Regions from separate parts of the Mus musculus genome. Here region 2 is linked to region 1. A link is a loop called in an ENCODE intact Hi-C map of the cell type or tissue named here. Cell type or tissue: heart. All regions are shown on one strand. Each heading gives the region's core, and the rest is flanking DNA. Links, peaks and the distances in the headings are about the cores only.

Region 1 (8,105 bases), core at 2,432-4,931:
TGGTAACCTGGGCAGACCTCCACTGGCTTCCTATCCCTCATCCTGCTGGGGCAGCAAACGGCAGGATCTCAGTGCTTCTTGTCTGCTGCCTGGACTGAAGCATCTTACTTGGGGAAGCTGACTGGCAACCTTGCCCTGAGTTCTGTGTGGAGGGCCCACCAGTGATTTTGTGGCATCCCTCAATAACTGGCATCTAATCTGTATCCTATCTCTAGCCCTCCCAGAGCCCAGTGTGCTCCCACCATGTGTGAAGCAGGGAGACCCATTATCCTATCAGAGGTCCCTCTAAGGGTCCACATGAGACCCGGACCCAATGGGAGCAGAGAGAGTTGCAAGTACATTGCAGCACCAAGGAAGAAAGTGAGGAAAGTTGCTGGCAGAATAAGTTTTCTGTTCCCTCAGCCCTTCCTTTCCCTCAGCTGGAACACTTTCGGTAGCACCCTATACACCACTTACTCATGAAACCCCTTACTCCCTTCTCCTTCTCGGCCTTGGTTTTGTGGGCTTTGGGAGGGCCTGAAGGACCATCGTGACATGAGATGCCCAGGAGTCCCGGGACAAGGATACATGGGCCCACCTGTCCCTTACCGTCTGTTCATTTTCTCAAGCCAGCACCTTTTCTAGTTCTTTCAAACCTTTCTGTCCCATCTTTACAAAGAGGGTTATCTGTCCTTGTCTCTCGCCTCCATGCAGTAGCCAGGCCCCATCCTTCCCCAGTCCTGGGCAGCCCGATGCTATTGGTGCTTCTTCATTTCGGGACCCAGATCCATATTTGTCTTTGGTGTGTCTCCTCTCCCTGATTCCTCCTGTCATCCCTCTTTGGGCCCGAAGGCCAGAGGGTACCAACTGGGCAAATGCCATCTGCCTTTTACCCAGATCAAAACCCCTTGATCTACCCTGGCAGTAGGGTTGCTTAGGGAAAGATGATAAAGAAGGAAGAAACCAGCCGTTTCCCAATTTAGTGGCAATTGTCCCACTTAGCACCCCAAAGATGAATGTACCTTGTGCCAACCTGTCCTCATGACATGATCGACCCTCTCCAACCCCCTTGCCTTCCTCAATGCTACCCACATCAAGATGTATTTCTTGGGGGCCCAGGGCTCAGAATCCTTAACTTTGGGCTGTTCATTTCTTCTTTGGGTTACAATTCCCCCACCCTTCAGAGGAAGTAGGATATTTACACACTTTCAGATGCTCCCGAGCCATTCAGTAAAATAATTTGGAATTTTTGTTTTCTGCTTAAGATTTTAGGGAAAAGATTTAAGGAGGGGAAAATTTGATGAGGGTGAGAATGATCCTAAATCTGAAACTCTCTATCCTAAGTTGTCCCCATGGTTACTTAAGGACAAGGGAGACAGTTTTGCCTCCAGCTCCAGAGGTACAAAGAACAAAAGAGTGACCATTTTTCTTCAAACAAGTCCCTGTGGGGATCTGGGAGCAGCTTCGACTCAAACTGTGTTTGGATTCTGCGTCTATATTTATAATTTATTTGAACTGTGACGGATAAAGTGTTCTCATTTGGGGCCCAAGTTAGCAACTGGCCCATCAACTACTTTAGAGTAGGAGTTATCCACTCCCACCGAGCATTCGTACTCCAGGGCTCGCTCTAGGGTTGAAAAGGCTCTTCCTGGCAAGAGTCTGGCTATGGCCAAGAGAGTCTTGATTTAGGCTATGGTCTTTCCATGGCCGCCGGAAGAGGAAAGACCAGTTCACCTCATTACCTCCAGGGGGCTGGGCAGCAGTAAGTGCCAAGGGCAGCTCTGTCCTCATGAGACTCGTGTCCTCTCCAACCAGGGCTGGCACCACCACTTTGCCTAGTCAGGCCTGAAGCGGGAGAGGTGTCTGGTTTCTCTAGCTATTGCAGGAGGCCAACAAGCAGGGAACTTGCCCTTTGCCCTGGTAGACTTTACCATGTGGAGACGCCTATCCAGGACCTTTCTTAGACATGAGTCCCCTTCAACATCCTGACCATGGGCCTCCTATTTCTGGGATTGCAGATCGAGGATGTGGGGAGAATGTTGCATGTTGTTCTGTGGTGCTTGTTACTACACATTTGAATAAACAGTGCTGCGAACATTTGCCAAGAAGAAGCCAAGACCAGAGGACTTCTGGGGATTTTTTTCCCCTTCTCCTTTTCCCTCGCTCTATGTTCTTGGACAAATTTCAGCATTTCTACCAAGACACTCCTCTCCTTGCAACTCTGAACCCCAGGCAACAGAGTCTGCTGGCTAGGCAATTGCTTCTGGCAAGCCCCAGTCTAGTGACATCGACTCTTTTGGCGGCACCCAATTACTCCAAAGAAACCAAGACTCATTAGCAAACTTGGACCAAACTCAAAAGGCAAAAGACAGTGGCTTCCACAATGCTGCCTCCGTTTGCTCTCCTACCATCTGTGACCCAAAGGACAAATCGAGGGCCATATGCTTCCCTCTTCTCACTGTAGTGTTCACGCTGCACAAACTCACACCTATCCATCTCCTCAGACAGTCACATGTCACATTTACATTCTCTAGAAAAATGTACTTGGGCACAGTTTTACATTTAGTCTCATCAGGTTTCTGGGCCTCTTAGGGACCACCTCTGGGTGGGTCTTAGGTTTAGAACTTCTGCCCTCAGATGTTATTCTTTATGTAGTTAAACTGCTCTTATATGGGAGGCAGAAAGTCACAGACCTTGACTTAATTGCTCCCAAACTTGGCTTCATTTTAGGCAAAGGGATGCAATATGGCGTGATGGGTGAGGTAGTCAAAGAAAAAGAGGATTAATATTTAATTTCCAATGAGAATGGGGACGGAGATGAAGGTAGATTTTTGTCTCTTCTGTGAGGGTGGGAAGAAATATTATCAGCTGAGAAGGTGGGTGATTAAGGTACTTTCTGGACCTTAGCAGAAAAAAAGAAAGAAAGAAAGAAAGAAAGAAAGAAAGAAAGAAAGAAAGAAAGAAAAGAAAAGATAGATATGAGAAACCTCCCTATGCCAAGGCTTCAATAGCAGCTTTTCCAGCGGTGAAAAGATTCACTAGAAAAAGAAGCCAAAATGATGAATGGAGTCAGGGTCCAGCCAGGATTTGGGAAGAGGCGGTGCAGGTTATCGATTGTAGTTCCCAGGAGGAGAGAGACGATCAGCAGAGACACTGCAAACACCAGCAGCCTTGGGGCTACCCTAGTTCTGGGGCTGGTTCTGGATCGGCGATAGCCTTCTGTCATACTGACAGGTGATCTTAGCAAGCTCAGCCAGGTCCTCCCAAACCTAAGACACAGTACTCCAAACCTCCGTTCTGCATCAAGGCAGCGTGCGTTTCCCATAGAGGAACAGCACAGGAGCTGTGGCCCTCCCCCACCCCAAGCCCTGTGTCCTTCAGCACGTCCTGCACACTCCCTCCCCTTGCCCTTCTGATTCACTGCGCCCACCTCCTTGCACCTACCCTATTCGATCTACAGGGGTGCAGAGGCGCTTCGTGGCCGCCAGCCCAGGAAGGGGCGCCAGCCAGCTGGCGGATGCACGGCTTTAGAAGAGTATCTTGGGCAGAAAGAGGTTTGGGGCTCGGGTATGCGCAGTAAGTTTGGGAGAGTGAACTAGTGGCACAAAGGACGTGTACGGAGGGGTTGAAAGAGGATATCCCGAGGCTTTGATCTCTCCTTCCCCGCGTGCGATTGTGCATTTCGGAAGGGATCCCTCGGCTAGCTCCGTAAGCATCGCCACCCCTCCGCAACTACACTTCCCAGAAAGCTGTGTTGAGAGTGAGGTAGTGGCAGGAGGCACGAGCTGCGCTTGCGCAGAGAGTGAACTGGCAAGGTAGGGGGAGAGGGAGGCGTGCCCCCGGTCGGAGGGTGGGGGGAGGGGGCCGCGCGGCGGCGGCGCCAGGGCGGGCGCGCGTCCGCGGCGGTGATGGCGGTGCGTGAACGCGCGGTGGCAGCAATGGCCGCTCTGGAGCGGCGAGTGCCGAGTCTCGATGACTTCGCGGGACAGAGCTGGAGCTCGTGGGTGGAGCGGGCCGACCTGCCTGCGGCAGACGGTGAGTACAGACACATTAGAATCCGGGGACCCCATCACTATCTCCCCTCCCCCCCAGGGCCCCCTCCAGCTGAGGGGAGCCGCCGACTAGAGCCGCCGTCCGGCTCCCCGGCCCCCCAAACAAAGGACCCGCCGGGTCCTAGTGCCCGCCTGCTCAGACACCTTCGCGCCTCCGGGTCCTAGCGCCGGCGTATCGCTCGCAGCCCACCCTGCCCACCTCTGTCTCTGCGGGTGTACAGTACCTGCCCCCCACTTTACTTGCCTTTATCTTTCTTCTCGTGAGCCGTCCTCCAGCTTTTTTCGGTTCTGCACCTGCTCCGGCTCTACCCATCTGCAACAGTCCTCTCCACGTGTTTCCCACGCACCCCACTTCTGTGCCCCCCTCCCCACCCACTTGATTCTTCGCCTTTTGCCCCGCACCTTAGCTTCTTTCAACGTCTCCCTGTCTGCTCAGTTTTCCCGAACCCCCGCCCCCTCTGCTTTAGTTCATCCATCCTCCATCCATCCATCCATCCATCCTCCCGACCTCCCTCTATCAGTCCATCCATACATGACTCCAAGCCTCCATCCTTTCCTGGGCCTCTTGTCCTGCCCCTTGGCTCTCTTCCTTGACCCCTATTTTCTGTAGGCCCTTGAGTGTCTTTGGTGAGCAGGCCTGCAGCCCCTTCTGATCTTTGTCTCCTGGGCCCCAGGGAGCACCTGGCCTCGTGGCCTTTCGGGGTGACAACAAGCATCACACCCCTGAAGAAGTTTGCAAGTGAGAAGAGGTGGAGGAGGAGATCTCATGGAGCGGTCTCTAATGCCACTTGTTCTCTTTTGAGACCTCTGACTTACAGCTCTGTTCTGTCATTCCCCACACTTGAATTTAAGGGACTTAAAAGAGTGGGAGCTGCCCCTTATCTTTTGCATGCCTAACCCACTACCACTTACATCTGGGTATTATGATTGCCAATAATCTTCTCATCCTAGAAAGGGGCCACTCTGTTAGTGAGCATTAGAGAGTCATCCTAGATGGGCATACAGGCCACCCTTGGACTGCCCCCATGCTGAGTGGGCTAAGATGGGGCCCTCGCTGGGTCTAGGTGCACTGAGAACTGGAAATGGACTCAGATTTGGTGACTCAGAATTGATCCCCCCACCCCCACCCCAAGGGACAGGGAGGGGGCTTAGAGGAGGGGGGCGAGGAGTGAGGTAGGGGGATGGGGAAAGAGCTGCTTTGCACAGCTAAGATGTTTTTGTCATTAACCCAGAAACTGAGGTACAAGGGCAACCCCTGGACAAAGCCCCCCTAAGAAGGGGAGGGGCTTGCGTAGCTGATCAAGGAGACTTTGAAGATGCCAAAGGGTCCAAAGACAACAGTTTTTCTACTCTATGGCCATCCTATCAGTGCAGGACCTGAGAAGCTGAGTGTAACTTTGATGATACTATGGTAACTTGGGTGGAGCAAAATGAGTTTATGGGGGTGGGGATCTGGGAGGGCATTTGTCTGGGATGCCACAGAGTAGAAGAAAGGACCCATGCGAGCAGTCTCAAAAGGGACCTGTAGAAAAATTTTAGAACCATTTCCCTTTTAAATGGGGGAAGCAAGGCCCAGAAAAGAGACATTTACCCATAGTGGCCCATCTAGTCAGCCGTGGAACTAACTCTGTACTGTACCCGGGAGTGAAGGGTCACTGTGATCCTTAATGGGGTCATCATAGGCATTTGTGAGTGACCCGTGGAAAGTGTCTTCAGGAATTCTGAGTGCTTGTCTGGGAATGTGGGCTTCATACCATTGGGCTGCAGGCCCTGCTGGGTTCTGGGACTCGGGTGGGCATCCTCAACTGTGCTTCTCCTCCAGGGGCTGAACTAGAGGAGAACAGCAAAAACACGAAGAAACTTGACGCCATGACCCTCATTAAAGAAGGTGGGAGTCCTGCACAGAGGCTGGGTGTCGGGAACGTGGACCAAGCTTTCCCTCTCCCACTGGAGGAAGGAGCTTGAAGCAGCAGCGGGACTGCTGGGGGAAGAAACCTCCTTTTGATAAGTCTGAGTCAGTCAGTTGTCCTGGCCCCTGGGACCTGCTGGTGGTGATCCTAATCACGTGTGGTTGGTGCCCACATACAGGAAAGCCCATACACTTTGGGTCTGGTCAGATGGACTGGGGAGGCTGGGAGCGTCCAGCAGAACTATCAGTTGGAAGGCTGAGCGTCTTCTAAGTGGTGGCGTTGAGAGTGTTCCTTGAGCTAGGGAAATCCGGAGAATTTGACCCGAGTGATAAAGGGTTCTGTCGTTGCAGACATGTCCATCTTCGGGCACTGCCCTGCCCATGATGACTTCTATTTGGTTGTATGTAACCACTGCAGCCAGGTGGTGAAGCCCCAAGCCTTCCAGAAGCATTGCGGTGAGGGGCACCCTAGGGAGGCGATAAGGGGGCGGGCGGGTGGGTGGGATGGTGGAACATGGACCTCTTAGGACATTGTCAGTCTGGAGGTCATATGGGCTAAAGGAAGATGGTGCTGGGGACAGCTTGAGTGTTGGAGGTGTCGGGATTATTGTTGGAACAAGCTTCTAGCATCAAGTGAAGTTAAGAGGCTCAAGAAGCGTGGTCTAGAATTTTGACTCTTGAAAGGCTCAATCTTAAATGGGAAGGAGAGACACTCACAACCCAAGCGCTAGGGATTGGCGGGCTGGTTAGGAGAGGGGGAAGGAGGCACTCAATACCGCTCACCTCAGTTACTCTCTCCACCTCCTGGTGACAGAAAGAAGACATGGGCCCCTCAGCAAGCTTTATGCCCGGGCCCCACCCCCACCTCCAGCCCCTGCCAGCTCTCAAAAATGCCATGTAGTGAATGGGCAGGGCCCAGCTTGTAGAGCCCCAGGTTCCACCAAAACCTCCTCCAGGGAGAAGGGCCAGGGGTCCCGGAGCCGTGGCCATCAGCCTCCTGAGAAGACCCAGAAGGACAGCCTCTGGTAAGAAGAAGCTGGAAACCCCTAAAAGTAGCCCTGACCCTGACCCAAGAAAGGGTTGACACTTAGCCCTGCTTGCAGGATACTGCTCACAGCCAAGAAATAGCTAACCCCATCTGCAGCTCCTTCCCATATATTCCAGGGAACATGGGCTCCCCCTTTTTTTCCACGCCTCTCTTGGAGTTCACCCAAGCTCCAGAGCTAGGGAGGAGATGGCTCTGGGCTAGAGTCCAGACCCCAGTCCCAGCCTCCCCACCTCCCAGCCCATACCCTCTCTCCACGTGTAGCCTTTTCGTGCCTGTGGTGAATCTGGAGAAGATATCCAGTCTCCCGAAACCTGATGCACATGGAGTCAGGGTGGCCCCACCCTCTGCTCTCCTCAGTCAGCCAGGAGGCCTCCCCAAGGACTCCCCTGGAAAAGTCCCCACGGCCCCCTCTCCTAAAGAACCTCCTGGCAGAGAGAACATCGAGCTTGTCCCCGGTGAGGGCTCCAGTCACCGCGCCGAAGGCAGCCCCCCGGAGAAGGAGGCCAGTGGAGCCAGGCTTCCTCCTAAAACCCACCGAAAGATGGCTCGTGAGTAGTTATGGACGTGGGACTCAGAAAGGCGGAGTGGAGACCTCACTGGGCTTCTCTGTTCTTGGGTCAGGAAGGAGTGAACCTGTCCAGGTCTGACCATTACCGCTTGGAGGGTGTGGCAGCCCCATTACCTCCTGTCCTGCTTGTTCCCAGAAAGCCTTGCTGGTCCAGGTCTCTGAGGTAGTCTGAGAGAACACGAGGCTAAGCCAGCAGAGTCACTCATACCTGCCTTGACCATTCTCTCCTTCCCCACATCCTACAGCTGTTTTTCCTGACATCTAAGATGTAGGTAGCTGCTTTTGCTTCTTGGTACCGACTGCCCTGCTTTGGGCTTCCAGTCTTCCAAGAGTACCTGGGCCAGGCATAGGGCTGAGTTGGTTTAAACCCAAGGGTGAGGCTCTCCTGCCTTAGTCCTACTGCTTCCTGGGCCCTTGGCAGGAAGAGGCCAGATTCTTCCTTGGCTCCTCCCCCAAATGGACTTGCGATTCATTGGAACCTCTTTCCCCCACAGGGAAGGAGTTCGACCTCAACAGGCAGTGCGGGGTCATAAATCCAGAGACCAAGAA
Region 2 (4,916 bases), core at 2,417-4,916, 230 kb before region 1:
AAGAAACCCCTAGCCCCACCGGTGCGGGTGATTATCCTCAACGATAAGGCTGCCGCATCGTAGCATCAGAACCGGACTGTTCTGGGCAAATGAGAACAGCCATCGCAACCTCTCTATGGTTCCTGGTAGAACCAGATCGAGATGATGACCAATCGAGCTCTGGTCATAACCAGGACTACCTGTTCCATCTCTGTCCCCTAAACAGACCCCAAACCTTCCTTTCTGTCCCCTTTCTTGCCCTACCTCTCTCCTTTCCAGTGCTGGAATCTGAACCAGGGCTTTGAGTATGCAAGGCAAGGATTCTATAGATGAGTTAAGTCCCTGATTCTGTTAGTCTTGGAGACAGACTTGAGAGTCACTGGCCCCATTTCTCTGTTTTCCCCAAAGTGATCGTGTTGGTGAAAAGCCTCCATCCTTTGTCCTTTGTGACTACTGTCTCTTTGGTGTGCTGAGTGGGTGGCTAGTCTCTCGGGACATTTGAAGCCTTGACTTAGTAACATGAGCACACTCGGGGACATGCCTGTTCCTAAAGTGACTTTCTGAGTACTGACAGGCTTCCTGTGCAGCCCTACCTCCAGGCCACAAAGCCATTGCTTTGGGCAGTAACTGTGCTCTCCTTACTCATCCAAGGTAACGCATCTTCCTGCCTTTGAATTTGTGGGTTTGGGCTCTGTACTTACCAAGCTGTGAACTCGTTGCATTTGGCTACAGGGTCACAGTCTCAGGCTAGCTTTAGAACATAGTGAGACTTGAGAAAGTAAGGAAGGGATGGAAGGAATGAGGGAGGGAGAGAGAAGGGAGGAATAAAGGAAGGGAAGGAGGACGAGAAAAGCAAGAGAAGGAAAAGAGGTGGCTGGTTTCCTTCAGCACTAAAATCCTGATCTTTAGCTGACAAACAGACTGGGCTGTTCTGTTACTTGTTATGCTTCCAGGTAGCACCAGATTTTAATTGTATTACGTTTTTATTTATGTTATACTTGTTGGGGGTGTATGTGCAACATGGGAGTCAGTTCTTTCCTTCCAATTTCTGGAGCCCAGGGATTGAATGCGAGACTTTAAGGTTCCAGTCAAGCACCTTTCCCTGGTGCGTCATCTCACCAGCTAGCCTTAGCACAAGCATTTTTAAAGACAGGTAGCTATTTATTTATTTACTTATTTATTTATATTTTTCTTAAAAGACTATCTAGAATTACTTAGAAAGACTTATTTTTAATTAATTGATTTGTTAATTAACTTTGGTTTTCTTTTTTTTTAAAGATTGATTGATTGATTGATTTAATGTATGTGAGTACACTGTCCTCAGACACACCAGAAGAAGGTATCAGATCCTATTACAGATGGCTGTGAGCCACCATGTGGTTGCTGGGAATTGAACTCAGGACCTTTTGGAAGAGCAGTCAGTGCTCTTAACTGTGGGAAGCCACATGTGCCGTTGCAGAGTGGCACTGACTACTGCTGGCCACCACGCATAAGTTTGGACAAACAACCAATGTGTACATATGCAGTAAAGTTTTTTGCAAAGACACTGCCTGGCCCGGGCATGATAATGAGGCTTTGAGAGTATAACCAATCAGATGTGAGACATGCAAATGAGGAATAATAATGAGGCTCTGTGAGGTACAGAGAGAGAGAGTAGCCAATCAGATGAGGAACATGCAAATGAGGCTTAGTGCATAACCAATTCGGGTGTGAGACACGCCTCTCCTAGGCCTATATAAGCAGCACCAGTTCTGGGCTCCGGGTCTCTTAGCCTCTGCAATCAAGCTCTCCCAATAAACGTGTGCAGAAGGATCCTGTTGCAGCGTTGTTCTTGCTGGTCGAGTCTGGCGCGCAAGACTTAACCTCTGAGCCACCTCTCCAGATCCTTAACTTTTGGTTTTTCAAGACAGGGTTTCTCTGTGTAACCTTGGCTGACTTCGAACTTGCTCTGTAGACCAGGTTGGCCTCAAACTCATAGAGATCTGCCTATCTCTGCCTCCCCAGTACTGGGATTAAATTAGTAAGCCATCACTGCCCAGTAAATAATTTATTTTTATTTCATATGCACTGGTGGGGTTTGTCTGCATGCACGTCTGTTTGAGGGTGCCAGATCCACCGGAACTGGAGTAACACAGAGTTGTGAGCTGCCACCTGGGTGCTGGGAATTGAACCTTGGTCCTCTAAAAGAGAAGCCATCGGTCTTATCTGCTGAGCCATCTCTCCAGCCCAAAGAGAGGTATTTATAAACAATAATAAAACTAATAGAAAAAAAAAACCCTGGAGTTTGTTTTGTTTGTTTTTGAGAGGCCAGAATTTCAAAGTGATTTCTGGAATTACACTATAAAGGACTGATGCACTCCTTAGGCCCCACCTCTCAAAGCACCTGCCATTGTTTTCATACCTTAGATTACACGGATCTTACCCTCTCAGGGGTTCAGTGACCCCCAACACTTTGATGACAGTCTTCAAGTATTTTCTGCAAAGACTGCAGCTCTCTATCCTTAACATTTATTATTATAACTTCTCTTGGCTGCTTTCCATTTTCCAGCCGTCCGATTGCTAGATACTCAGGAAAGTGTTCTTTTTAGGAGAAGACACAGGAAGGGGAGAGCAGGTTTGTGGGTTCCGTGTTAGTTAATGTTTTCTACTGTGTGAGAGCAGTAGGTTTTTGGTTTGGTTGTATGTGTGTTTGGTTTTTGAGACAGATTCTCACTACACAGCTCTGGCTGGCTTGGAGTTCGGTATTTAGAACAGGCTGGCCTTGACTTTACAGAGCTCTCTACCTCCGATGTGATATAAAAGGCACCTACTACTAAGCCTGACTAGGTTTGGGTTTTTTGGAGACATGCTGGCCCTGAACTCATGCACCCGCTGCTCCCACTCACAAGGGATGCACATGGACATGCACTACCACATCTGGCCAAGAGAGGTAATTTCAAATGAGGTCTTCTCACTTTAAGAGTAACAGGTGTGTGTAGGTTGGGCTTGGTGGCACACCCCTTTGATACCAGAGACTCCCCAGGAAGAGGCAGGCATCTCTGTCTGAAGCCAGCCTGGTCTACATAGTGAGCTCCAGGACAGCCAGGCCTATAGATTCTATCTCAACAAACAAAACAAACAAACAGACAAAAAGAATAACTTGAACGTGTTGATAGAATAGCCTGGCAATGCTCAAATTACATAAACATAGAATAGTTTCAATCGTAAATATAAGCTACAACTTCTTGCAAAGGTCTATTGGATTTGGGTGAGGGATATGTGAGAAGAGAGGTGTGCTCATCTCATGGACTGTCTTCTGACACCCAACCCTTCTTCCCCTGGTTTTCAACACAAAACTGTAGCCAAAGCTGCAGGAGACCGGGAGGGGACAAGCTCAGATTATCCTGCCTCCTAGCCTCCCTCCAGTGTCTCTGTTTATTAAGTCCATCAGGGTCTCTAACCTTGTCCTTTTATCTCAGGGGGGCTTGGCAAAGGTTTGTTGCGGGAGGAAGGGGGTAGGGCTAGTATAAAAAGAAAAATAAAGGATGAAATGGCACACATCTTTAATCCCAACATTTTGTTTGAGGCTGGCCAGGTTTACATAGTTGCTAGTCAGAGCTACACTGTGAGACCCTGTATCAAAACAAAAAGCCCCAGGGCTCGAGAATCTTGAGGGTAGGTAACTGGGTGTGTGCTCTGTAATCAAGATAGAGGAAAACTGGCATCTGCAAAGTGCATTGTCTTCCAAGTCAGCTTCGGTCCACACCGAGATACTCCCTTCAACCAGAGGAACCTGAGGCATTCACGATTTCAGTGGGGGGCGATCAGAAGGCCTTTCAGTAAGGAGTTCAGCAGAGAAACAACCCGCATAAGGCTACCACGCCCTTTTCACTTCTCACCACTCCCTCTGGACCCTGCCTAACACTGCGGCTTCCGGCGAGCTAGGCGCCGCCCCCTCCCGGGCTGCCGGGTGCCTGCGCAGTGAGACCAGGTCAGCGCGCAGGCGCAGTGCATCGTCCACCCGCCGCTTACAGTCCTCTCTTAGTGTTAACTGGTGAGGTAGAAGGATGGTGCTGGACCTGGATTTGTTTCGGGTGGATAAAGGAGGGGACCCAGCCCTCATTCGAGAGACGCAGGAGAAGCGCTTCAAGGACCCGGGGCTGGTGGACCAGCTGGTGAAAGCAGACAGTGAGTGGCGACGATGTAAGTACCAGGAGCTCGCAGTATCCCTTGAATCCCTCATGGCTTCAGAGGTCACAGCTTACAGCTTTTGTCAGATGCTCCCGCGACTGGCCGGCTCTACCGGCTTGTCCGTAGAACAAGCTGGGAACCGGGCTTGTCCCCCTCTCCCTGCAGCTCCCGCGGCCTGGGTCCCTCCCCGCGCGTGCTCTATGCTGACTGCCGCCAGTGCTTTAGGAAGGAGCTGCACGCACGCACGCGCAGGGAGAGCTGTCAGGCCCTTGCGTAGCTACAGCAAGCCAGAGCTGGAGTTTTACTTGGGGGGCGGGCTGGGAATTAATTTTCTATACATTTTGGTCATTCTCAGTGTTTTATTCGTCTTTAGCAAACCCAGCGTAGTCCTCCGGGTTTTGCAGGGATCAAAGGCTGCTCTCTCAGACTGAGTGACTTCTGCAGCACCCTAGGATTACTCCACCCCAGTCGAACCATCTGGGGACTTTGGAGGCTACTCTTGACTAAATGCAGTGACCCTGAAATTTGGGGTGGCCACTTCTCCAACCCTGAAGGCATACCTTTAAGAATCAGGCTTTTCCGTGCTAGATCAGATAGGACGGAGGGGTGCTGTAAGGCAAGAAAAAGCTTGTAATTACTGAGGATGGTTGTGATTTGTGGTAGTTTTCTGGAAAAGACGTTGGCAGCGTAGAAGTGACCCATCGTCATTCAGGAAATTAAAAGAAGCTCTAGAATCCTCTGCCTCCCAAGTGATCACCTGGCAGACC

The links. A loop is a pair of places that touch in the nucleus more often than their neighbours do. Peaks named below come from ENCODE experiments on the same cell type or tissue, not always from the same donor. Only the 100,000 strongest peaks of a DNase experiment are listed, where the experiment ranks them.
Region 2: a loop joins it to region 1, with 4 times the contacts of the local background. A loop is called at or near these places in 1 of 42 quality-filtered maps.

What each region holds. Positions count from the first base shown.
Region 1 is chr3:108,206,254-108,214,358 of GRCm38, reverse strand. Atxn7l2 (ataxin 7-like 2) reads left to right here and starts at 3,832. Exons shown (of 11, transcript NM_001289545.1): 1 at 3,832-4,014; 2 at 5,854-5,919; 3 at 6,292-6,396; 4 at 6,755-6,965; 5 at 7,250-7,536; 6 at 8,051-8,105. The coding sequence starts at 3,888. It overlaps Sypl2 (synaptophysin-like 2), which reads left to right. Exons shown (of 6, transcript NM_008596.1): 6 at 1-2,093. In heart, for the core only: CTCF peaks have their summits at 3,268 and 3,467; DNase peaks (open chromatin) are centred at 3,808 and 4,028; H3K4me3 peaks cover 2,045 bases; H3K27ac peaks cover 2,195 bases.
Region 2 is chr3:108,444,242-108,449,157 of GRCm38, reverse strand. Sars (seryl-aminoacyl-tRNA synthetase) reads left to right here and starts at 3,899. Exons shown (of 11, transcript NM_001204979.1): 1 at 3,899-4,161. The coding sequence starts at 4,026. In heart, for the core only: CTCF peaks have their summits at 2,913 and 3,917 (motif pointing left); DNase peaks (open chromatin) are centred at 3,907 and 4,347; H3K4me3 peaks cover 1,654 bases; H3K27ac peaks cover 1,610 bases.